Linked DNA regions of Mus musculus: regions 1, 2, 3 and 4 are each linked to region 5. The links are chromatin loops, found by intact Hi-C in ENCODE. Cell type or tissue: heart. All regions are shown on one strand. Region 1 overlaps Snx10 (sorting nexin 10). Region 2 holds the start of Hoxa7 (homeobox A7). Region 3 holds the start of Hoxa5 (homeobox A5). Region 4 has its middle 14 kb from the start of Snx10. Region 5 overlaps Gm6559 (predicted gene 6559).

Region 1 (5,000 bases), 200 kb before region 5:
CATGCACCTGTACCTGTTTCTATTTCTATTTTTTCACTTTTAAACTAGATCTCTTCAGTTTATCTTTGTGTATGATGGAAATAAATGCTCACATGCCATACATAGTTGAGAGGACCATAAGAAACCTGCTCCATGATTTGATCCTAAGATGACAATCGATATCTAATTTTTTTAAGACTTGCTTATTTTTACTTCATGTGTAAGAGTGTTTGTCCTATATGTATGTGCGTGTACCATGTGCCTGCCAGGTGCCCAAGGAGGCTGGGCATGGCCTGAGTCCCTTGGAACTAGAGTTTCAGAGGGATGGGAGCTGCCACATTGGAGCTGGGAACTGAACCTGGGTCCTCTGGAAGAGCAGTGCATGCGATTACCTACTGAGCCTCCCTTCCAGCTCCCAGAGCAAATTTTAATTAATTCAGACACAGCACCAAGAGCTCCCAAACGGAAGTGGACACGTCTAGGGATGAATAACGTGCCTGTGCCTACATCCCTGGCACGGGGCTGTTGGGTGAAAGGTCAGCGCGTCCTTTTCAGAGTCCTTTCCAGGTCGTTAACTGTCTGAACAACACAACTCCCAGCAAGGAGAGCAATGCTCTGGCTATACCACTCCGTTCCACAGACAACCAAAGGAATTAAGGGACTCAAAAAAGAGTCTGGGTTCCATGGCTTGGAAAACATCAAGAGCCAGGGCTGATGGGAGACCCAAGTTCCTTGAGCTCTCGAAGCAGGATGTTCTCCTCTGTGACATGTGACAAAGCCACATTCAAACAATACCCAGTACAGAAACACCTCTGCAGCAGCTCAGTCCCCACGGGAGCAGATACTGGCACAGTGCTGTCAAAGTTCAGTGCTTAAAAGCACTGCAGGGAGCAAACCCTGGAAGCCGGGCACGGTGGTGCACACCTGTAATCCCAGTCTGGGCAGGCAATCAGGACCAGACTCCGGTACACAGGTTTGAGGCCAGTCTAGATGACATGACACTTTAAAAAGGCCAGCCACGGAGGAGTGATCAGTGGCCTGCATTTCCCTAGTGACATAAACACAGACACCTGCTGTCCCTGAACCTGCAATAGCCCAACAGCGCCCACCCACTACTCCCCTACCCCCAGCCCCAGGGCTAGCCTGGCCTATGGGATTCCCCCATCCTGCTCGGGCCACAAGGCCACACTGTGGCTCCCATAGAGCAGCTTCCAGAATAGAGGCTGCTCTGCAAACGTGAGCTCCATCTCAAGGGAGAGCCATTCGCCACTGGGCACCTTAGAGACGACAGTTAACAGAGTTCTCCCTAGGAGCGGGAGAGATGGCTCGAGGGTTAAGAGCACTGGCTGATCCCCCCAGAGGACCTGGGTTCAATTCCCAGCACCCACATGGCAGCTCACAACTGCCTATAACTCCAGTTTCAGGGGATCTGACACCCACACACAGCCATGCATGCAGGCAAAACATGAATGTCCATGAAATAAAAATAATTATATTTTTAAAATAATATATTATTAAAACATATAAATATATATTATTTATATATAAATATATAATAATAATAATATAAACCCAGTTGTCCCTAAGGGAGAAATGATGAAAGTCTGGACCAGCGCTTTGTTCTGTCACACCTGTGACATGACAAAGGACCCTGCTGTGATGTTTTCAGAGGCCTCAGCTCATCTAACAGCTCCTCTGGGCTTTTCACAGGGGTCACTCCAGTGTCAGTCCTCCCTGTCCGCAGTTCATCAGCTCCCAGCTTTCTGCGTGTCCTAGGGACCTCCTGGAAGGAAAGGCACCGTGCCAATCTAATAGAAACAGATATTAATATTCATGTGCACACTTAGTACCCAGGCCCTTTATAAGCGAGCCACGTGGGAAAAGCAGCGTGCTACTTCAGAGCAGCTCGGGGTCCTACTTAGTGAACTCAAAAGGAGGTAATTTCAGATCCCAAAGCCACCAGAAGAACGGACAGTTGGGGCCTTGCCTCTAACTTGTACTCGCCTGTCTCCTTGTCTACAAGATGGAAAAGCAAGCTCACAGCTGTTTCAGCCCTGAGTACTAAAATAATAATAACTGCCAACACTCAGAAATCAGGTTGTCAGACACTATGTAAGTGCTCTGCAGCTCTCAGCCCGCTTACCTGTCTCGGCCCTTATGGGGGAAGGGCCATCATTGTCCCTGTTTTATAGATGGGACAACATAGGCCCAGAGAAAGGAAAAGGCTTGCCTGACTCCCAGCTACTTAAGTGGCAGACCCAGGATTTGAACCCCAGCAGCCCAGCTTCAGCATCTGTGTGCAAATCCGTGAGTGTCAGGCCTCTAGGGAGGGGGTGAGACAACGGGAAGTTCTGGTGGCCTGGACTCCAGGCAGCTCCCGGGGAAGGGTGGAAGCGTGCCCCATCGCAGAAACCAGAGTCAACCTACTGAGACCACTCAGACGACACACGCACTTGACAAACGGCCCTCTGCAAGGACGAACTGAGCCATGCAGTCAGAGAAGGGTCGTCCAGGCTGTTCTAACTGCTGTATCTGAAGCTAGTTTTAAAGAAGTGTTTCCTGTAAACACAAGGCACGCTTATCTCCTGGGAGACTTTTGTCAGCCAGACTCCTGCGTAACTTGCCATCTGCTTTACCTTGGTTGCTGTTTGCCTGGGTTAGTTATTGTTTTGGGATATTTATTTGTTTTATTTGTTTGACAAGGAATGGCCTAGAACTTACTGCAACGCCTAGGCTGGCCTCAAACTCACAGAAATCCTCCTGCCTCAGATGTGTATGCTGGCGCTGTATCTACTGTGCTCTTAAGAGACCATGTGTTTATTCTGATTCAGACATGCATTATTTGCAAGCGCTGTTCACATCTGTACCATTCGATGCCAGCCACAAGATGGCGCTCTAACACAGGCTATAAATGTCGGTGGCCAGCAATCAGAGCTATCATCTCCCACACAGACCCGCTCTGTCCACATCCCTTGCCTGGTGCAGGCCCTTACTTACTTTCTGAGGAAATCTTCCAAGCCCTGGCGGCGTTGGTCGACATGCTGGCGATTGTTCATGTTGAAAAACAGGTTTTTAGACGGAAGTTCTGGTAATTGTCTGATAAGAAAGAGAAAAGTCGATCACCAATCACAGTGACTTAGCTACAGACATTGCTCAACATGAAGGCATGCGTGCTGTGCACGGTAATAATCATCACACAGCTATCACCTAATTATTGTCGTGTGATATTAATTTAAAGGAGAATCTGTCTTTAAACACTTCTGGGGGCCATTCGTGATTAATATCCATAAAGGCTGGTAAAGCTAAGAGATGGATATTAAATTCAGATGCAGAAGGCACAAAGGAAGCACGCCTGTGCCCTGTTCTTACCTCACGCATCTTAACGCTATCAACTTTCAGCAGAACTAGACTCATGGCTCCCGGTAATTTAAACTTTAAGTCACTTACACCAGCAACGCGTTGCTTTGGAGTCTTTGCCTCAGCCACACGAACTCTCTATACCTTCTTCGTACACAAGATGTTTTCATTGTAAAACACATGCTATTTGTCTGTATAGAAACAGAAAAAACATGAGCCTCACCTAAGGGGAAAAAGCACTTTCTTAATATATATATATTATATCTCATGATGTTACCCTCACTACTCTAAGTAGTGTGCAAGCCATGAGACATGTGTGCATTTATGTGTGCACTGCAAAATCTTTCATGTAGCTTATCAGTCTCAGTCCCAGAAGAAGCCATGACGACAGGAATGAGCAGTGTTAGCCCTGGGTGGGCATGGCCCTCCCCTGACCAGACTCCTGAAGGAGGGAGGCCTGTGCTCTCCTAACGACAAGCATTGTTTCCAAGGATGGATCACTAAGGAAAACTCCAGTGGGCATGTTTGCCCACCCTGTCATCTCAGACTCAGGCAGGAGGCAGGAGGACTGAGTTCAAATCCAGCCTGGATTACACAGTGAGATCCCATCGTGAGAAACACACACGAGCCCTAAAATGCACAATGCTCCAGCGCATCCACTGCATTTTTAACCCCACGTCCAGGCGTCCGTGGATCAGCACTGACTTCCTGCAGCTCTTCACAAAGCATCCCAGACATCTGCAAATGTCAGCCCTGGTTCTCCTCCAGGAAATGACATCAGCTCTGAGTGGGGCAAACAGGGTGGACATGAAAAGGACCAGAGAGCACCTGACAGGTATAGCTGACAACACTGTCACCAGCTAGCGTCTGTTTCCCCGTAGCAGCCCTGAGACAAACTTGGGAAACAAACAAGCCTAAGTCCCCAGCCTAGGCTAAGCCACGATGCCTCTCCTCTGGGTAAACCCCGAATGAGCAGGCGGTCCCTCTGGGTACCACAAAGCTGACAAACAGCTGGGTCTGCTAGATTCAAAACACAAGCCATCTCGGCTGAGTGTGGTGGCTCGCATCTATAACCCAAGGACTTGAAGAAGCTGAGGCAGGAGCATTGCCTGCCACCTGTTTGGGCGACAGGGTGAATTCCAGGCAGTCTGAGCTATAGAGTAAGATCCTGTGTAAAGCCTCAACCATTCCTACAAAACAAACAAACAAACAAAAATACCCTCTATTTTATATATTCACTTTAAAAGAAGATCCACTTATAATCATTACATTGCTAAATGAGAAATTAGCTTTTGCTACTAAGATCTTCATTATTTCAAAACCTACCCTGCCAGTGAAGTTCTGCCATTTTCTTGGAAATCTAAATGACTGTGTACATTTTGTTCATGAGCTGTCCCCATGAAACATAGGGCAAAGTTCCTGGATGCAGGGAGGTCAAGAGTCTCAGCTGCAAAGGCCACAGTACTACACTTACTCTGCCACAGAAGCAAAACCTACCGGAGAGGCCTAACTTCAAAGCCCAGAACTGCCTGACTAATGCACTCCTTAGAGACCGAGGAGGCAGAAGGCCCTAACAAGGTCCACCCTCTGAGTATCCTCTCCTCCGAGAGAACCAGGCCACCGCAGGGACTTCTTTCATCGCCAGTGTAAGCTGGACCCATTTA
Region 2 (5,000 bases), 830 kb before region 5:
GCACCAAGAGATACCTATCCTAATCCTGAGAAATCTATATTTATGTTACTGCTGAGCAGTGGGCACAAATAGAATGCTCCAGTTTTCTAACAATGGAAGTCACTGGTTGGCAGCAGCCGCTTCCCTCCACGGATCACAGAGGCCCTAGGTAGGTGCAGGCCTCCAGGAGCTCAGAGGCCTGGTGAAATGACTAGGCCAGCAGCCTCCCTTGCCCTTGGCCGACTGGCGGCGGGGCAGGCTGCTCTCTGGTCTTCGCTGCTGAGAGGTTTTTCACAGCCTGTCGCTGTCTTCGTCCGGACAAGACCCGGCAAGGAACTGGGCTTATTTATTCGCTTCGGGTAGGAATTGGTGGCCGCGTCCAAGTCAGGCGCCTTTCACTAAGTCGGGGGACATAGTCTCCAAGCCCAATAGCTGAAGCCCACCATCTTCTCAGGGGAGGAGACTAGAAAGGTTCAAAGTCCCCCAAACTCAGCACCACTGGACTCTCTAGAAGGCGCCGTTTTGCTGCAAAGGTCTGCGTTTACATTCTAAACCTAGATTTAAACATTGAGGACTATCTGGCCACAGGAAACGGAGGAAACAAACTCTGGCAGTAGGTTTGAAAGCTAGTTCTGGGACAGCGTTGGGAAATATTTAGATAGCAGATTAAAAACTGGGTCTGGGCTCAATAGTGTGTGAATATTTTCACACATAACAGATACATTTCCATTAAATAAGTAGGGAGCCAACAGTCAGAAAACATATAATTAAATAGGCCTTGCTGAGAGTCTGATTTTGTTCAAAGTCTGCCAAGGGAAAAGAGACACAGAAACGAAGTGAGGGTTTTTGGTGAGTCTTGAATCCCACTCAGAGGGAAGACTTGTGCCCAGAAGTGCCAAGACCTTGAAAACAGCAGAATTTGGGACCTATTTGGCCTTGGCAAACTAGCACAGAGTCTCTTGTGGGAACCACTTAGTCCTTTCAGGCCAAATTCAGATGACCTTCCTAGGTGTGTTAGTGTCGTGTTTTTCCTGTTCAACCCAACTCCGAACTCTGGTTGTCAGGTCTCCTTCTAAAGAGAAGTTCCACTTTAGACACGTGCCTTTGGACTGCTCCAGTCTCCTGAGTCTAGACAGACCGCCTGGGCCTGCCTGGCCTTTCACTGTGCGCCCTTCTGTGTCACCCCAGGAACAATTTATTGGTCTAAAGCAGTCTAATTTCGCCTCTTTGATCTCCTAGCCTTCTTTTGGTTTGCTTCATCTTCTTTTAGCTATTTTAGAATTTTATTTCTCTCTTAGAAGACACTGTTATTTCGATTTCTACCCCCTCCCTGTTTCACCTCTTCTGTTTCCCATCCTGGTCCACCATAAAGTGGATCCCGGATATTGCCGCCTTAGGGTCCTTATGCTCCAGGGGAGATAGCCCAGCTCCCACCTGCCCTCCTCCCCACCAAAACCTGAGCCCTTTACTAGGTAGGAGCTGGGGTTCGTTCCAGCGGGATTTGAACATCCCTCTGTCTTTTGTGCTTCCAAGACCCCCCTGAGAGGATGCGGTAAACGGGGGTGGGGTAGGTGGAGGCAGCCTGGACCCACTGAAAGTGATAAGAAAGTGCTTTGTACACCAGGAACCAAACTCTATAATTTAGAGGAGAATTTCCGGGGCAATTCCATTGTGAAGTCGGGTTTATGATGTGCAATCGAGCTGAGCAGTAAAAGGTCGCCAGTCTTCCAGCATGGCCTGAGCAGTTTATGAGGCGTTTAGGGGAAGGGTTCACCCAAATATCCTCCAGAGAGCGTTGGGCAGCAGAGCCTTCACCCGACCTATCATTGCAGGGGGAGGGGGTCTGAAGCCCAGCAAGGTAAGCCCCCAGGGTGGGCTACTATTTGGGAGAGAACGAGGCTGTGCTTAGCAAGCACACAGTGCTTAGAAAGGTGAAGCCGCGGGATCTGGGTGGCCCCTAGAAAGGGCTCCCTTATTCGCTTTTATTGTCTCCTAAAGAACTGGGGTTCCACAATGAGCTACAGCACCCAGGTCCTGAGATTACCTCTCCTGTCTCTAATCCAGCTCTAAAACTGTTACCGGCCCACAGGGTGGAAGGCTTGCTTGCCTGAGAGCCGCCAGGAGTGTATGACGGATGTGTTTTAAAATTTGTGGAGCCGAGTTTCTCCCAAACTGAATGAGGATACCCCAGTTTTTTGTCATCTAGGGGGTAACTAGGGGTTGTGGCAAGGACAAAGCGGGTGTTGAGCTATCTCTGGAGTTGCTGCCAGCCAGCCAGGTGCCCAGGAGCAAATGCAGAGAAACTGCCAGGGCCGCAGTGTCCGGGAGGAGAAAAGGAATCCCATGTTAGTATATCTGTTGGCAAATGAGGCTCATTAATAGATAAATATTTCACTGCTTCCTTTAGGGCAGATAAACAGTGCGCCGCCGATTAAAGAAAGGAAGCTGAGAGACGTTGACTTTATTCGAACCACATGGTTCCAGTTTGTGGCAGCGGTCTCTCCGCTCGGCTAGAGGAGACACCGCGCCTGCGGTGTTGGCGCTGGAGCATCAAATCAGGTCTTAAAGGTTTCCCTGCTTATAGAGAGAGGTGGGCAAAGAGTGGATTTCCCTCTCTAGACCATCTTTGGGCGGACAGGTTACAGAGACCCTGGGTCTTGGACCCTCAGAGAGGGCCCGAACAGGGGGAATCCACACAGTGGATCTGGGGTTCAGGAATAGGTATGAGGTTGTCGGGGGAGGGGGCGAGATCCCTGCCTCCAGGCTTCGGCGGCTGGGACGGGGCTCTGGCGGAGCCTAGGGGTCTGATTGCGTCGGGCGCCCTGGCAGCCCGGTGCAGGCAGGCCGCGTCTGTGAGCCTCTTCCCCTTCCATTCTAGGAGGCAGGCGGCCCGTGGCGCGGGACCACCTGTGAGGGCTGCTGAGATTGGCGGAGGCGGTCATGTGGGCGGTCACGTGCCGCGGCGAGCTCCGTCCAAAAGAAAATGGGGTTTGGTGTAAATCTGGGGGTGTAATGTTATCATATATCACGCTACCTCGTAAAACCGACACTGAAAGCTGCCGGACAACAAATCACAGGTCAAAATTATGAGTTCTTCGTATTATGTGAACGCGCTTTTTAGCAAATATACGGCGGGGGCTTCTCTCTTCCAAAATGCCGAGCCGACTTCTTGCTCCTTTGCACCCAACTCGCAGAGAAGCGGCTACGGGCCGGGCGCCGGCGCCTTCGCCTCCACTGTGCCGGGCTTATACAATGTCAACAGCCCCCTCTATCAGAGCCCCTTCGCGTCCGGCTATGGCCTGGGAGCCGACGCCTACAACCTGCCCTGCGCCTCCTACGACCAAAACATCCCCGGGCTCTGCAGTGACCTCGCCAAAGGCGCCTGCGACAAGGCGGACGAGGGCGTGCTTCACGGCCCGGCCGAAGCCAGTTTCCGCATCTACCCCTGGATGCGCAGTTCAGGTAGGCTCAGTGGTCGGCGGGGTCGGCGAGCGGGAGGAGCGGAGGGGCGGGAGCAGGGCGCGGGGGGCTGAGAGAGCCCAGCCCGGCGGCTTCCAGCCGGCGGCCCCGCAAGTCCCCGTGGCGCTGCCTTTCTGGTTTTAATTAGAGCTGAGGCGCCATAGCGTGGAGAGACCCGTAGCATTGTATGTAAATGAGGCTCATAAAACTTTTTATGGCCCAATTAATGGGTTCGATCCTCGTAAATTTATTTAACTCCATTTGCCTTGGAATTTTTACAATAAGTTTCTCCGCTATTCTCATTCTCATATTCTCTCTCTTTCTCCCCCCCCTCTCCCCCTTCTTCCCTTCCCTCTCTTTTTCTCTCCCTCAGTCTTTCTTTCTATCCCCCTCTTTTCTGTCCTCTATCTCTTTCTTGACTCCAGCTCTCTCTCCCCTCCTTCCCTTCTTTCGGCCTGGCTTTCTTTCTCAAAGGCAAGGAGAATTGAGACCTCCGGGATCCCTCACTCATCACTGTACCAGAGGCCATTTCCAGAACGGGGCTGAAGCCAATGGGACAGAGGGTGGGAAAGTCACAGGAAGGTCTTGTGGATGGGGCTGCTGATGAGGGTCGCCCACTAGCAAGGCTGGGGAGCAGCCAGGCTCGCCTTTGAATGGCAAAAGCGCAGAGTCCCCCACTTGCCACACTCTATATTGACAATTTCCCTTTGTCAGGGGGAAGCAGGACATTGTGGAAACGTAGCCGGCTGGAAAGGCCAGTTGTAAAGTTGGAATTCTGCCCTAAGGCTTCTCACAGATGTTCTTGCTTGTCTGGCCCTGGGGCCTTCCGCTCACAATTTCCCTCCCCCAGCTCAATTGAGGGTGATGAGGGTTGCACCTGGATTTGGGCAAGGTGGAAGGTGCAGGTTCTTGGGCTGCTGGCCTGACTAAAGCACTCTTCTGTCCACATCCTAGTCTGCTTGTCTGTTTTGTCTATCTATATGTCCAAATTTCTGTTCCTAGGACCCGACAGGAAGCGGGGACGCCAGACCTACACGCGCTACCAGACGCTGGAACTGGAGAAGGAATTCCATTTCAACCGCTACCTGACGCGGCGCCGCCGCATCGAGATCGCTCACGCGCTCTGCCTCACTGAGCGCCAGATCAAGATCTGGTTCCAGAATCGGCGCATGAAGTGGAAGAAAGAGCATAAAGATGAGAGCCAGGCTCCCACTGCAGCCCCGGAAGACGCGGTGCCCTCCGTTTCCACAGCTGCTGACAAGGCGGACGAGGAGGAAGAGGAGGAAGAGGAGGAAGAAGAGGAGGAAGAGGAGTAAAGGGCCAGGCACAGGACCCTGGCTGCACAGGACAGTTGGAAAAGCGTCTTTAAGAGACTCATTGATTTTAGTTACAAAAATGGGGGGAAATAAAGTGTAAAAAAAAAAAAGAAAGAAAGAAAGAAAAAAGAAAGAGAAAAAAGAAAGGGAAAGAAAAAAAGAGGGAATCAGTTCCTACCCTCATTCCATTCAATCACCCACTTTAGCTCCCAGGGAAATTAGGTCACCTTGGGGACCCTCTCTGCC
Region 3 (5,000 bases), 820 kb before region 5:
TGGATAGCGTCTTTCACAGACACAATGTAAGCATTCAATTTCCATACTGCTCCCAGAATCCCCACTGCACCCACAGACAAATAATTGCTACACTCCCTCGAAACAGTGACTTTGGCCCCTCAAATTAAGAATGGCCATGCTATTTCTTCAAGTCTAATGGTTCTCTTACAAACCACATTTGTCAAAATCAATAACTTCCCACTCAAATCGTTTTTAGGTGAAAAACATCTTGCTTGGTTATGAAATAATTCTTGCCATCCAGCCGGCTTTTTTCTTTCTTTCTTTCTTTCTCTCGGTTGTGATGTGAGAAGCTGGAGTGAAGCAGAGTAATTTCCAGTTTAGAGACTAATGGCTGGGAGGCACACGGGGCTGGGTAGGTTTTGCCTCGCTTATTCGCACCTCATTTCTGCCCACAGGTGCCGTGTATGGGAGTCACGGGCGCAGAGGCCGCCAGACCTACACGCGCTACCAGACACTGGAGCTTGAGAAGGAATTCCACTTCAACCGCTACCTGACTCGGCGGCGCCGCATCGAGATCGCTAACGCGCTTTGCCTCACCGAGCGCCAGATCAAGATCTGGTTCCAGAATCGGCGCATGAAGTGGAAAAAGGAAAATAAACTCATCAACTCCACGCAGGCCAGCGGGGAAGACTCTGAGGCCAAAGCGGGCGAGTAGACTCCAGTGCAGGGACCAGGCCAGCGTTGTAACCTCTATTGGCTTTGCCCCCTGGTGCCCTTGTCTGCTCCCCAAGTTTTATTCCAGCCTGCTTCTCCCGCAGCTTAGGGAAAAGCGTCCAAACCTTTGCAAGCGGCTACGCATTTACTTATTACAGAAAACAAACAAACAAAACCCCACACACCCAACGTCAGCTGTGGGACAGACGCACTGTACACACAAACACACAGGTTTTCTCCCCAAGGCTGCCCAAGCCAGCTTGCGAGGCCCGCGATGCACCCAGAATTGGCCCTGCTGCTGTGTTAGCGCCTCTGCGCTCTGTGAGCCACAGACGCGGGGTTGTGGGGGAAGAAGGAGCCCCAGGCAGTGCCCTGTTTGGTGCCTGGGCTTTTCCGCCTTGGTCCCTCGCCATCAAATTCTAAAGGGCATCGCCAAATCGGCTCTGGCTACTGAAAAGAAAGGGTCTACGAGCTGGGCCCCAGCCCTGTCCCGGCCTCTCAGGATGCCCCTAATCAAGAAGCCTGAGGAACAAAGAGGAACACCCCCCTTCCCCGACAGAACCAAATCTCTCTATCGGCGCGTAACCGTCAGTGGGAGAGTAGCAGCCTCAGCCGAGGCAAGCCAACCTGGGTTTACAGCTTGGGAGCGACTAGGCTCCCGCAGGCTCCCAGCTCCCGATTTCCACTCTCAGCCTCATACAGCTCGGACGCAATCCACCTCGCAGCTTTCAGGACCCAAAGAGGGGGCCCAAGACCATGAGAGCCGCAAGAGTCCTGGCTTCCAAACGTGCCAGGGACGCCTGAGATGCCAGGCCTCTAGTAGAGAGAGTCTGCTCTCTTCTCAGCTACATTTGTGATTTACTTTCGTCTTTCGGAGCCCAGGAAAATAACTACGGTGATACTAGACACAGCCACGAAATGATTCCATTAGTTCCCGCAATTTATTCCCAGTGGTCTAAGCGAGATCCCAATAGCTCTACCCACCGATCCCAGCTTCCAAGCAGCCTCGGAGGCCGTTTGGGTATCAGGGCCCAATCTCTGGGTTCACCAAGAACCCTGCTACCTGGGGCCGGGCTGATCAGAGGAACCGGACCAGGGATGAAGATCTTCCAGGCTGGATAAATAAACAAATCAGATAGCAAACTAATGGCACGAAAAACATATTTGCACGGAGGAAAAAAATGATTCTGGTTATACGAGTGTATGGAATTTGACCTCGCCTCGGAGAAACACTACACAAAAGCTGTCTTTAATAGACGCCTGTGGTTTAAGAGCGGCAGGGGCACTGTCCTTCATGCGTTCACAAAAACAGAGCCGTAATTGTGGCTGCTGCTGTGGGCAGGATTTATTTCTTCAATTGGCTAAATCGTCTTCCCTTCCTCGAAGGTGATATCTGTGTTTTCAAAATTCACAGCTGCCGGCCGGGCTGGCAAACCGACCCCAACCTCTACACAAAAATAAGAGGGGATACAAAGCCGGGGAAATAAAGTTGTTGTAAATAATTCTAAGTCACCACCTCCCCCGAATCCTCTGTATCCTCGCCGGGCGTGCGATCGGCAGCTGACGGCCTCACAATTGGTACATCCTAATGGAACTGCGAGGGAAATGCAATAATTTTGCCATAATGGGCTGTAACCTCAATTCGACCCCGGCCCTTGAAGCCCGAGGTCGGAAGCGAAGCGATGCGCCCAGTCTCCAGCGGGTGGCGCTCGAGTCCGACTGAACGGCGGCAACGGGTGGCGGGGACGCGCCCAGGGCGCGCGCGCCACCCCTCTTGCCTCCACCCAACTCCCCCATTAGTGCACGAGTTTACCTCTAGAGGTCATCAGGCAGGATTTACGACTGGACAACAAAAGCACGTGATTCGAAGTCGTACCCCATATTTGGGTGCCTACGTAGGAGGGAACCGAGTACATGTCCCAGTCATTTCCATAATTCATCATAAATTGTGCAAGGGTGCTATAGACGCACAAACGACCGCGAGCCACAAATCAAGCACACATATCAAAAAACAAATGAGCTCTTATTTTGTAAACTCATTTTGCGGTCGCTATCCAAATGGCCCGGACTACCAGTTGCATAATTATGGAGATCATAGTTCCGTGAGCGAACAATTCAGGGACTCGGCGAGCATGCACTCCGGCAGGTACGGCTACGGCTACAATGGCATGGATCTCAGCGTCGGCCGTTCGGGTTCCGGCCACTTTGGCTCCGGCGAGCGCGCCCGCAGCTACGCGGCTGGGGCCAGTGCGGCGCCCGCCGAGCCCAGGTACAGCCAGCCGGCCACGTCCACGCACTCGCCACCGCCCGACCCGCTGCCCTGCTCAGCGGTGGCCCCCTCGCCCGGCAGCGACAGCCACCACGGCGGGAAAAACTCCCTGGGCAACTCCAGCGGCGCCTCGGCCAACGCCGGCAGCACCCACATCAGCAGCAGAGAGGGGGTTGGCACGGCGTCCGCAGCCGAGGAGGACGCCCCTGCCAGCAGCGAGCAGGCGGGCGCCCAGAGCGAGCCGAGCCCGGCGCCGCCCGCTCAGCCCCAGATCTACCCCTGGATGCGCAAGCTGCACATTAGTCACGGTAAAGCCAGCCGTTTTCTGATCCACGCGTCCGTGGGGGCGCGGGTCTTGGTCACTCTCTGTTCTCTGCAGCCTCTCTCCCGTCTCTCTCCTAGTCTCGCCTCTCTCCAGCCCGCAGAGCCTCTCCCTGCGGCTCCCTTTTCCCTGCCTTTCTCTTTACTTCCTCCCAATTACTGCAGCAGCGATCTGCATTCACAGATACTGGGGAGAGGGGAGGGAGGAAAATGGGGTGGCCGAGTAAGTTTAAATGTTGAAAGAGGAAGAAATTCCGTCTGGAACCCCAGTGCCTCGGAACTCTCTTCAGGGTCAGGCCAGCGGAGTAGGGCATGCAGGGGTAGGGATGGCAGTAAGGGCCGTGAATCGGGCTTGTCAGGGGAGATAATTTATGGGAAGGGCTACGCTGGGGAAACAGCGTTACTAATTAGAGCCCCCTAAAAGGGGCTTGGGGGGAATAAGCCAGGCGAGGGCAGGCGGGATTCTGAAGTTTGAGGGCAAGAGGGAAAGCGAAGGAAAGGGAAGAAAAAGAAATCGGGCGCCCCAAGCGTACACTGGAACAGAAGGCGGCTAGCTCGGCTGGAACTTTAACTGAGGGTGACCTAGAGGCCACTTGGGAACTGAGAAAAAAAAGTAGTGCTTCAGTGCGTTTCTGGGCGGTGGGCAGACTGGGAGGGCAGTGCCCCCACTTAGGACAACTCGTAAAGGGCTAAAGAGCAGACTAGGGGGCGAGGGAAAGCCAAGCTGTCTTTAAACCCAGAGTTCCTGCCTCAGGTGGGTCGGTTGTTCCCAGAGTCCAAATCCGGTTGTTTTTCTCGCCAGAAAGGAAGGGAGAAGGAAATTTGGGGAGGGTGGGTGAGGAAGGAGAACTTGTTGAGCCTTCTCCGCAGCTCAGGACCCTGGCTGAGTTTTGGAACCAGGTGCTGAGGAGTTGGTGGCTAAACCGCTGACTTTTTTGTTACAGACAATATAGGTGGCCCAGAAGGCAAAAGGGCCCGGACGGCCTACACTCGCTACCAGACCCTGGAGCTGGAGAAAGAATTCCACTTCAACCGCTACCTGACCCGCCGAAGAAGGATCGAAATAGCTCATGCCCTTTGCCTCTCCGAGAGACAAATTAAAATCTGGTTCCAAAACAGGAGGATGAAGTGGAAAAAAGATAATAAGCTGAAAAGCATGAGTATGGCCGCGGCAGGGGGGGCTTTCCGCCCCTGAGCATCTGAGCGGCCAAAGTACTGAGCAGTAGTAGCCGGGCAGCTCTCTGTAGTGTCAGTACTAAGGTGACTTTCTGAAACTCCCCTTGTGTTCCTTCTGTGAAGAAGCCCTGTTCTCGTTGCCCTAATTCATCTTTTAATCATGAGCCTGTTTATTGCCATTATAGCGCCTGTATAAGTAGATCTGCTTCTGTTCATCTCTTTGTCCTGAATGGCTTTGTCTTGAAAAAAAAATAGATGTTTTAACTTATTTATATGAAGCAAGCTGTGTTACTTGAAGTAACTAAAACAAAAAAAAAAAAAAAAGAAAAGAGAAAAAAAAACTACACACACAAAAAGCCCCCCCACCTCGTTTAGTGCCAATGTTGTGTGTTGCACTTGAGTTCTTTAATGTGCATGTACGTGGAAGTGTTCCTGTCTCAATAGCTCCAAGCTGTTAAAGATATTTTTATTCAAACTACCTATATTCCTTGTGTAATTAATGCTGTTGTAGAGGTGACTTGATAAGACACAAATTAACTTGTTCAACGTGTAGTGGCTA
Region 4 (5,000 bases), 120 kb before region 5:
AACTTCAGTTCAATTCCAGGACCTATATGGTAGATAACAATCAACTGTAACTTCAGTTCAGGGCATCTGGTCCACTCTTCTGGCTCACATGGGCACTGGATGCATAGGTGCACAGACTAACATGCAGGCAAAACACCTATATACACATAAACAATAAAATTAATCTTAAAAAATTAAATATGCTATTGGTACATAATGCACATGCATGACAGGTATTGCCACACATACACACACCATACATATATTCAAAGAATGACACGTATTACCACACACACCATACATACATACATCCAAAGAATTGTTATGTATACTCTGGGCCTTGATTTTTCTTTTTTTGTGTGTGTGTTCTATTGTAGCATTCTTTTCACAGAGTTGATGATTACCAGGCCTTGGGTTCACTAGGTAAGCATTGTGCTACTGAGCTGCACCTCAGCCAGAGCTTGAATTTTCTAAGTAGCTTATGTTACTGTCACCCTATATGCTGTCCTTTCTATCCAGCCTCTCTGGTTCACCACCCATCTGAGTCACCACCCATCCACTCTGGTTCCCTATCCAGATTCTTTAGTCCTCTGCTTCACTTGACCATAAGAGAGGGAGTCACAGCCGGGCGTGGTGGCGCACGCCTTTAATCCTAGCATTTGGGAGGTAGAGGCAGGCGGATTTCTGAGTTCGAGGCCAGCCTGGTCTACAGAGTGAGTTCCAGGACATCCAGGGCTACACAGAGAAACTCTGTCTCGAAAAACCTAAAAAAACAAAAATCAAAGAGAGGGAGTTACCCTCTGGTCCCCCACCCCACCCCCAGGCTGCCCCTGCTGTGTCAGTGTCTGGACAAGGCCCAAGAAATCTTGCTAAGGAATCATGGGGTTTCCAACAATAGTCTTGATCCTTATCTCTAAGTTACCCATTGTTTCAGCTTTGTCACTTCTTGCCTCCCTAAAAATAGACTTTTTGTTAAAGCCCAAAAGCCCATTCCAAGACCACAGGTGTTCAGGCCCTGGTGGACCAGACAATGAAGTGTCCCAACACAGTCCTTCCAGAGAGGGTTGAGAAGGCTGGGCAGTGCTCAGCCAGGGCAAATTATATTACAAGAGCCCCACTCTACACTCAGATAGAGGTTCTTCCCTGGCATATCCACAGCATCCTGGTGAGTCAGCAAGCTGGCCCAGCGGTTAAAGGTACTTGCCACCAAACCAGATGACCTGCATTCAACCCTTTGAACTCTCTTAGTAGAAGAAGAGAACCAATTTCCAGGATGTACACCATGGAGTGCATGCACACATGCACATACATACACAATTAATTAATTATGTTTTGTTGTTAGTGGTTTTTCCTTTGGTTTTCTGAGACAGGGTTTGAGAGAGAGAGAGAGAGAGAGAGAGAGAGAGAGAGAAAGGAGAAGAAGGAGGAGGAGGAGGACGAGGAGGGAGAGAGGGAGAGGAGAGAGGGTGGAAGGAGTAAAGAAAGTTTTGGTGGTGGTGGATTGAGGAGGGTTTTGGGATGGTTGGTTGGTTGGGTTGGTTGGTTGTTTTCTACCAAACACAATTTTCTGGCAACTGTATGCCTTTCTGTTTGTTTTGTTTTGTTTTTAAGACAGGGTCTTTGTAGATCAGGCTGTCCTGGAACTCACAGAGATCCACTAGCCTCTGCCTCCTGAAAGCTATTAATTAATTAAATGTCTGGAATAGCTTGGCTCCTGCCAGTGTTGGGACGTTTAAGACCTGACGGCTCTCAGAATGATTTCAGCAAGGGTGGAACAGCGCCCTCTTCTGGAAGAATGTCCTGAGACATCCCCTTTGGCTCAGAGTTACAAGGGCTGAAAAGTTCAAGCTAAGGAATAAGAAGAGTTCGAGCTAGAACAATCCACTGAAGCTGGAGTTTGAAAGAGCAGAATATGGTCCAGGCTGCTTCCCTCAAGGGACAGAGCCATGGGAATCCAGCGGCAGGTCCCCTTAAAGCTAAATGTCTTAGGGTTACAATCACTCTGATGAAACATCACAAGCAAAGCAGCTTGGGGAGGAAAGAGTGTGTCTTAGGCTTCCACAACGCTGCTCGCGATCAAAGGAAGTCAAGAAGCAACCCGGAGGTAGGAGATGGTGCAGAGGCCGTGGAAGAGTGCTATTTACTGATTTGCTCCCCATGGCTTGCTCAGCCTGCTTTCTTATAGGACACAGGACCACCAGTCCACCCTACCCAGAATGGGCTGAGCCTTGTCCATCAATCACTAATTAAGAAAATGCCCTACAGGCTTTCCTACAACCTGGTGTTATAGAGGCATGTTCTCAGTTGAGCCTCCCTCCTCTCAGACGCCATCAGCCTGTGACGGAGTTGACGTAAGACGGTCCAGCTCACTAAGGTTCTTTTCCAGGCCACCAGGAAGCAGCTTCAGAGGTAAGCTTAAATCTGACCAGTTGATCCTTTTTCCACTTTCTAATTTTTTTCTCCTCGGAGTTTAAGCTCTCTAACAAGGACCCGAAAGAATTAAAATTTATCCAGAAAGGCCCATGCTGGCGTCATGTAGCCCCATGCTGGAGTCGAGAAGAATCTCATGCAATGGAGCAATGGAGCACGCCAGAGGTGGCGCTGTCCCCCAGAGGAACCGCTTACCCCCGCTGGTAACTTACCTCACAGCTGAGCATGCGCACTCCCTGCGCTCCTTTTATCTTTAGAAATCACGCTGCAAGCGTTGTAGAAAGAAGCTGAGGGCTCTTGTCTCCTCAGTAAATATAAACCATCTTTTTGTACTAATTCTCATATCCAGTTTTTCAATAAAGCAACAAAGACTCGAATCTGCTTAGGAAGAAAATGGTATCCCGAGGGAGTGCCCAGACTCCTTCAGACTCCACAGTCCCTTCCGTGGATGCAAAACACAGCTCTCATCAACGGGAATAACAGTGAGTTTATGCTGAAAGCAGTGATGAGTGGCCATGGCTTGAGAATAGTCAGATGTCCACAAATGTCAAACATATCCGACATGGTAGCAGTTTCATAGGTTTTTGCAGAACAAAGCAGCCATAAAGTAATGTGCTCCTCGAAATTGGTGAGAACATTAGGCAAGCAGATGATAAAAAGATGTCTCTCCCATAGCTCTGAGTACAGGAAAGGGGATTCCTACCACAGTTCTGAGTACAGGAAAGGGGGTCCCTCCCATAGCTCTGAGTATAGGAAAGAAAGTCTCTCCCATAGCTCTGAGTATAGGGAAGGGGGTCTCTCCCATAGTTTTGAGATGCTATCTGTGGCTATTCTTGGTTTGTGATTGATGAAAAGTAGCAATCTAATACACCACAGCACATTTCAAGTGACACATAGGTCGCACACAGATGAGGGCAATACATAGCTATGAAGGGGGATCAAAGATTGCTCAGGATAATCTGTCTCTGATCTGCAACATTCAAAGTCTCTGGAGAATCAGCATAGGTGTGGCTCCGCCACAACCCCCATTCTGGGATATTCAGTATAGCTAGGAGGTAGAGAGAGTGAAGCTGTATTTAACTTAAGCGCTGGGACTAGCCCCCACACTCAGTGCTAGCCACAGTGAACCACTAAGGCAGGATAACATTTAAGGGTATTTGCCTGGAAATGTAGCTCAGTTGGTGGAGTGCTCGCCTCACGTGCAGGATGTCAGGGTTTTGTCCCCTGCACTATATAAATTGGGTGTGGTGGCGGGCACATGCCTTTAATCTCAGCACTCAGAGGCAGGCTGATTTCTGTGAGTTTGAGCTTAGCCTGGGGTACATAGTGAGTTCTAAAGGCTGTACAGTGAGACTGGTTTCAAAAATAAAAATAAAAATAAATAGAAAATATCTCACTGAATCACCTAAAGAGATCTAACAGTCCCTGTTGCTCTGGGTATGGAGTAGGATCTAGACTCTGCTGTTTTATATGCCTTCTGGGTAATTGCAGTAGACGACCAGACAGGAGAACCATCAATTTAGCCAGCTGTGGGGCTTATGTCTATAATCCTGAGGCAGGGCAAAAAGACAGGAAATTAAGGGAACCGAGGAGGGGAGAAAGGAGTCTGGTTGAAAGCTCTCAGCAACCAAGACCAAACAACACAGCACAGTTGTCAGCTCCCAGCTGACCACCCAAAATGGATGTGACACCTCTTTCTGTGTGAAAATATTTTCAAATAAACCATGGCTTTCAGGTTAGCCATGAACCCTGCTCAGGGCCAGAGCCTGTATGACCTTGAAGAAGACCGCACTGCTTTCTCACTTCACCACTCCCACAAAACAAACAAAAGAAAACAAAACAAAAACTAACTCACAAGATGGCTGCTAAACCCCTTAGGTCTTCTAGCCTAGGGCTTTACCTCCTGGTCATTAACACCATCCCTGCCAATCAGAAACACACAAAGGCTTCCTGCAGGAATTCTTCCATGCGTCCTTGGCCTGAGTAGAGGGATCTCAGGAAGGGCTTTTCTAGCAGGAGGCAGGGTGGAAGCTGTATCTCAGGCTTGCACCTGGAAGCCACTAATAATCCTGACACTGGAGAGCCCCAGGCAGGATCCAGCTGATGGGAGGTAGAGGTAAGAGAGCTGTCTTTGTTTGTTTGTTTGTTTGTTTGTTTTCGAGACAGGGTTTCTCTGTATAGCCTTGGCTGTCCTGGAACTCACTCTGTAGACCAGGCTGGCCTCTAACTCAGAAATCTTCCTGCCTCTGCCTCCCAAGTGCTGGGATTAGAGGTGTGCACCACTACTGCCTGGCAAGAGAGCTGTCTTGATTTTGAGGCTATCCTGGGCTACAGAATGAGAGCCAACCTTAAGTAAGTCAGTCAGTAAATAAATATATAGGTCTATGCTAAGCCAGTAGGGTGCTTTTCATGCACCCTGAGTTTGATTCCCCAGCACCTGAGTTAAAAAACCAAACCAGAGAGGGTAGAATGCCCCTGGAGTGCCAGATGCAGAGAGATGGAAAAGATGGATGATCCATGACTCCTCAGTCAGCAGCCTAGCCTAGCAAGTTCCAGGCTAAAGAGAAACCCTGTGTCAGAAACAAAACAAG
Region 5 (5,000 bases):
GAGAGAGAAAACATCAGTCCATGGTATGTGACCCAGGGCACATCTGAACTCAGATTGTCAGGTGTGGTGGCAAGTGCTCCAATCTACAGAGCCGGTTTTTGCCAACCCATTTGTTGTTGTTGTTGTTGTTTTTAATTGAGACACAACCTTACTGATCTGGAACTCACTTAAGACTGGGTTGATTGGCCGTCGAGCCCCAGGGATCTGCTTGTGTCTGACCTCCAGCATTGGGGTTTTAGAGTCTGCTGAGCTTGGCTTACTCTTGCTTGCTTGCTTGCTTGCTTGCTTTCATGCAAGTTCTGGGACAGAACTCAGGGTGTTCAAGCTTATATAGCAAGCACTTTACCAACTGAGTTGTCTTCATAAGCTTCTTACGCTTAATCCCATTTTCCAAATGAAGAAATGGAGGCCTAAGTATTTGCACAATGTGTTGCAGGCCAACAATCGGAAACAATGACCAGGTCCTAGTAGGCTGCTTGGTCCTCAGAAGGATTCTTGGAAGGGAAGATTTCACAGCTCTCCCTCTGGGTCTCCAACCTCTTCTCTCTTTGGCCATGAGCTGGGTTTCTATGGAGAAACTTGTTCTTTCCCTAGAGAGCCAGGTGGTCCTCCATGCCTAGAGTTTAGCTGGGAGATGCCTGGAGTGGTTCTCTGTTTTAACACTTCACAGATCTGCTGTGCGTGCTGTGGGTGACCTCCCTAGCACCTTTTACCAGCTGGAACTTTCTTACAGGCTCCAGAAAGGGGCAGCAGGGGAGGTGAGTATTCACCTTAGAGCTAAAAGTAGGGAGGTTATGGCATGATACCACTGATGGACACACTTTCCAGTGAAAGGCTCTATCCTCGGTCAGCACAGCTGACTCTACACATCCAACATGGCTGGGGATCCTTCTGGTCATGTATTAGGGCACTGTAAGCCAGAATGTGGGTGGGAGGATATTCAAGAGAATGACCCCAAAAGCAGTGTCCTCTGGAATACAAGAGAAAACGATTCCCAGGCCCCCCCTCCCACCCACAGAGGAAGAAAGTCCTAAGTCTCCAGCAGCCTTCCGCTGGGAAAAGTCTAAAGCTCTGCCTTTTTTTTTTTTAAAGATTTATTTATTTTATGTATATGAGTACACTGTAGTTGTGAGCCTTCCTGTGATTGTTAGGAATTGAATTTAGGACCTCTGCTCTCTCTGGTCAGCCCTGCTCATTTATTATTATAAATAAGTACACTGAAGCTGTCTTCAGACGCATTCATTACGGATGGTTGTGAGCCATCACGTGGCTGCTGGGATTTGAACTCAGGACCTTTGGAAGAGCAGTTGGTACCCTTACGCACTGAGCTATCTCTCTAGCCCCTGGCTTCCTTTCAAGATGCATGTTTTCAACAGCATTTGCTTTGATCGATTGGATTAGAATCTTAAGTGGAATTTTGAGTGTCTTCAGATAATATTTTGAGTTCTTAGGGCAGGGGTTTTTAGTTTGGGGCACTACTGTATCAGAGATCCTGAATGAGCAGGTTTCCCAGAAGAGCTGGGCCGGAGGAAAAGCCAGCCTGGGCTATGTAGAGAGACCCCTGTCTTAAACAAACAAGCTAATGAAGTAATGTCCCAGCAAGCTTGGACCTACTTGGGTGTAAGGAATGCCATTTCCCTAGGCCCATATGGATATGCTGAAAACTGGGTCTAAATAAACATATATTATCATATGGGGTGGGGCGGCTCAGCAAATAGTACTGACTCTTTTCTGGATTTTTAAGTTTGGAGTTCTAGAGGAGCAGATATGACGGGAAAGGCCAGGATCTCTGTTTCACACAGTGGGTTCTTTAAATGTAAGCTCAGTCCATCACAAGCTTAAATGCTGTCTTCGGTATCTTTCCCACCCCTAGGACTTCCAGAAGGAGACGTTTGACCTCTGCTCAGGACGGGCTTTCTGAGTTCTTCACAGAAGGGGTCCATTCATCCTGTGCACCAGATGGCAGACTTCATCTCTGGAATTCATCTGCTTTCTAGGCTCATGTTGCCAATTCATGAACGTGACTTACAAGGAGGGTTAGAGATAGGCTTAGCGTTGGTTTTGCTTTGTTCTGTTCTGTTCATTTTATTCGAATGTTTTATTGTGATAAAAAATACATAACATGGACTAGAGAGATGGTATAGCCATTAAAAGCTAGGCTCTCAGCCGGGCGTGGTGGCGTACCCCTTTAATCCCAGCACTCGGGAGGCAGAGGCAGGCAAATTTCTGAGTTCGAGGCCAGCCTGGTCTACAGAGTGAGTTCCAGGATAGCCAGGGCTACACAGAGAAACCCTGTCTTGAAAAAAAAAAACAAACAAACAAACAAAACCAAAACCAAACACAAACAAACCCAAAAGCTAGGCTCTCACAACCAACTCTTTAAAATGCAGATACCATAAAATTTATCATTTTAACCATTTTAGTGCACAGTTTAGTGGTGTTAAAGGCACCCCACGTTCAATACCAATAACTCTTTTTATATTTTTTTCCTGATCTTTTTACTAGATATATTCTTTATTTACGTTTCAAATGTTATTCCCATTCCTGGTTTCCCCTCTGAGAACCTGCTATCCCCTCCCCCGTCTCCCTGCTCACCAGCCCACCCCCTCCCGCTTCCTGGCCCTGGCATTCCCTTGTATTGGGGCATAGAACCTTCACAGGACCAACGGCTTCTCCTCCTATTGATGACCGACAAGGCCATCCTCTGCTACATATGCGGCTGGAGCCAACTCTTTTTATCTTATAAAACGAAAACTCAACTTCCTCATCTCAGCCCCTGCAGCTACCAGTGTGAGCTTGGTTTTATATGGTTCCCTGGAAATTACAATATGACATGTCAATACAGTTTTTTTTTTTTTTTTTTTTTAGGGAATACGGGCATAATTTCACTATATTTCTCCACTTAAAAAATTGAGGAAGGAATTTCTTTGTCTCGGACCAAATTAAAGTCCCTCGGGGACAAGCTTGAGAGCGGGTTGGTCGTCTTTAACTGCACGCGGAGCGTCGGAGCAACTTGGCCAAGAACAAAGAGCCCTGTTCACGTAGGCAAAACAGCGACACCTGCTGATCGATCGCAGAATTACTTTTCAGACAGATTGCTGAGGGTTTTTTTTTTTTTTTTTTTTTTCCTGTCTCACTGTGTACTGGCTTCTATTTGGAAAAGCTGTTGTCTAATCATAGACTATGAATGTTATTTGTTCGAGTCAACTCTGGGATTAGGCACACGGTAGCCAGGCAGGTGCTGGTGCTCTCTCAGGTCTGGTTCACAGCAGGTGGGCGGGCATGTGTGAGCTGCTTGTCCTGACCTGGAGCTTCACCAGCTTCTCTGTGACTGCCAGCTTCTCTCCTTCCACTCTGTAGGGAAAATGTCTCTACCGATCCCTGACCCTGTTCACACTAACCCCCTTTCATAATGTCTTAGAAAAAAAGAGAGACTTTCGTTGCAACCTCACTCCTTAAGTGGCCTAGGAAGGAAGAACGTGCGAATCTTTCTCTTTGATTGCCCTGCCTTTAATTAAATTACACCTGCACGTTCTATATATGCACACACACTGTGACTTACATATATGATCCTTAAGGAGAGGCCCAGGATATATTTAAATCCTAATCTTACCTGATATGTCCCTAGCACGTTCCCAGCCTCATGTGTTTTTGTTACTCAAGCTTGCTGACAGAGGGAAACCTCCTGAGCTCCTGCTATGGTGGGTATGAAACACTCCCTCTCCCAAGTGGTTTCCAAGTCGGGTTGGGTTGTGAACTCTGCCACCCTCTTTTCCCTTCCCCAATTGAATCAGAATTTCTGGAGTTAGGACTCAGGAACCTGGATGCGTGATAAGCACCCAGGTGATTCCTCTGCTGCATTGCCAAGGATAACCTTGAACTCTGTGTGTGTGTGTGTGTGTGTGTGTGTGTGTGTGTGTGTGTGTGTGTATGAGAGAGAGAGAGAGAGAGAGAGAGAGAGAGCACAAGCGAGAGAAACAGAGAGAGAGAGGGAGAGAGAGAGAGAGAGAGAGAGAGAGAGCATGCTTACAGCAAGTGGAGGTTGAAGGACAGATGGAAATTGATGCTGGTCCTTACATTCTTCTTGTTCCACAGAGGGTCTCTTTGCTGGCTTCTGTTGGGTGAGCTGGACTGGCTGATTGATTCTTGGCTTCCCCTCCTGCCACAGATGAGTGCTACTGCTCTGAGCTTCAGGTGGCTTCTGGGGTTTGGATTCAATTCCTCCCTGGCAGACACTTTACCCACGGAGCACCCACTTTCCCACCCCCCGACCTTGAACTTCTGCTCCTCCTGCCTCCACTTCCGGAGCGTGGGGATTGGATACCTGCGTGCCTTTTCTCGTGGTGCTGGAATTGCAGACCAAGGCTTTGAGCATGACAAATCACCAGTCTCTTGAATCATAGCTTGAGCTATGCTGAGACTTGGGGTATATGCAAAGACACATACACAAATATGTCCCGGAAACAATTGTATGTTTTGACCGCTGATACTTTGTCTTCTATCTCATCAAAAGACTTTCGGTGCAGCCCGGGCCTAGAGTCTTTGGCAAGAGTCTGCCGTGGCGGCTTCTGCTATGCCTGTCACTGTGCACACATTCCGTGTGCAGCCATAGCTTTCCTTCTTTCTTTCCTGCTTGGCCACTCCATATGTCACCGCTGGTGACATTACATCTAAAACTTTTCAGACGGAGTCACACAGCTACTCCCTGAACAGGAAGTCACTTTCAGATCACCTAAGGCAAAGTGGGGGGTCTCGACCCAGTGCAGGTAAACTGCACAGTGAATTCCAGGCTAACCTGAGTCACATGAGGCTCTGTCTCAAGAAACCCCAGAATATTTTAAAATGAAAGTTTCTGTCTTTGGTGCTTATTAGCTTATAATTGACAGAATATTGGGAGAATGGGTAAAGCAGGTCCGCCACAAGGCTTAGCCATCTGAGTGGATGCTGATTGGATGGATTGTGAACATCAGCTGTTACCTGTCACCTGACTGGAGAGCCTC

The links. Hi-C counts contacts between places; a loop is a spot of excess contacts. Peaks named below come from ENCODE experiments on the same cell type or tissue, not always from the same donor. Only the 100,000 strongest peaks of a DNase experiment are listed, where the experiment ranks them.
Region 1: it touches region 5 in a loop (7-fold over the local background); 33 of 42 quality-filtered maps call a loop at or near these places.
Region 2: a loop joins it to region 5, with 3 times the contacts of the local background. A loop is called at or near these places in 15 of 42 quality-filtered maps.
Region 3: a loop joins it to region 5, with 3 times the contacts of the local background. A loop is called at or near these places in 4 of 42 quality-filtered maps.
Region 4: it touches region 5 in a loop (4-fold over the local background); 10 of 42 quality-filtered maps call a loop at or near these places.

The regions. Positions count from the first base shown.
Region 1 is chr6:51,578,377-51,583,376 of GRCm38, reverse strand. It overlaps Snx10 (sorting nexin 10), which reads right to left. Exons shown (of 7, transcript NM_001127349.1): 4 at 3,427-3,527; 5 at 2,977-3,075. Among named protein-coding and RNA genes, the nearest start is that of Snx10, 57 kb to the right of the region's middle. In heart, a CTCF peak has its summit at 2,852 (motif pointing right); a DNase peak (open chromatin) is centred at 2,866; H3K27ac peaks cover 547 bases.
Region 2 is chr6:52,215,471-52,220,470 of GRCm38, reverse strand. Hoxa7 (homeobox A7) reads left to right here and starts at 1,898. Exons shown (of 2, transcript NM_010455.2): 1 at 1,898-3,441; 2 at 4,441-4,848. The coding sequence starts at 3,066. The coding sequence ends at 4,754. In heart, no CTCF peak of the experiment used is centred here; a DNase peak (open chromatin) is centred at 2,910; H3K4me3 peaks cover 1,748 bases; H3K27me3 peaks cover 5,000 bases.
Region 3 is chr6:52,202,041-52,207,040 of GRCm38, reverse strand. The region is part of intron 1 of Hoxa3 (homeobox A3); the gene reads left to right. Hoxa5 (homeobox A5) reads left to right here and starts at 2,454. Exons shown (of 2, transcript NM_010453.5): 1 at 2,454-3,252; 2 at 4,210-5,000. The coding sequence starts at 2,691. The coding sequence ends at 4,460. Hoxa6 (homeobox A6) reads left to right here. Exons shown (of 2, transcript NM_010454.3): 2 at 417-2,183. The coding sequence ends at 676. The region is part of intron 1 of Hoxaas3 (Hoxa cluster antisense RNA 3); the gene reads right to left. In heart, a CTCF peak has its summit at 2,377 (motif pointing right); DNase peaks (open chromatin) are centred at 2,500, 2,970 and 3,420; H3K4me3 peaks cover 3,226 bases; H3K27ac peaks cover 2,132 bases; H3K27me3 peaks cover 4,788 bases.
Region 4 is chr6:51,507,057-51,512,056 of GRCm38, reverse strand. No RefSeq gene overlaps it. Among named protein-coding and RNA genes, the nearest start is that of Snx10, 14 kb to the left of the region's middle. In heart, CTCF peaks have their summits at 997, 1,772 (motif pointing left) and 2,576; DNase peaks (open chromatin) are centred at 956 and 2,596; H3K4me3 peaks cover 922 bases; H3K27ac peaks cover 895 bases.
Region 5 is chr6:51,382,209-51,387,208 of GRCm38, reverse strand. All of the region lies in intron 1 of Gm6559 (predicted gene 6559), which reads right to left. Among named protein-coding and RNA genes, the nearest start is that of Gm6559, 5.0 kb to the right of the region's middle. In heart, a CTCF peak has its summit at 3,052 (motif pointing left); a DNase peak (open chromatin) is centred at 3,058; H3K4me3 peaks cover 432 bases; H3K27ac peaks cover 519 bases.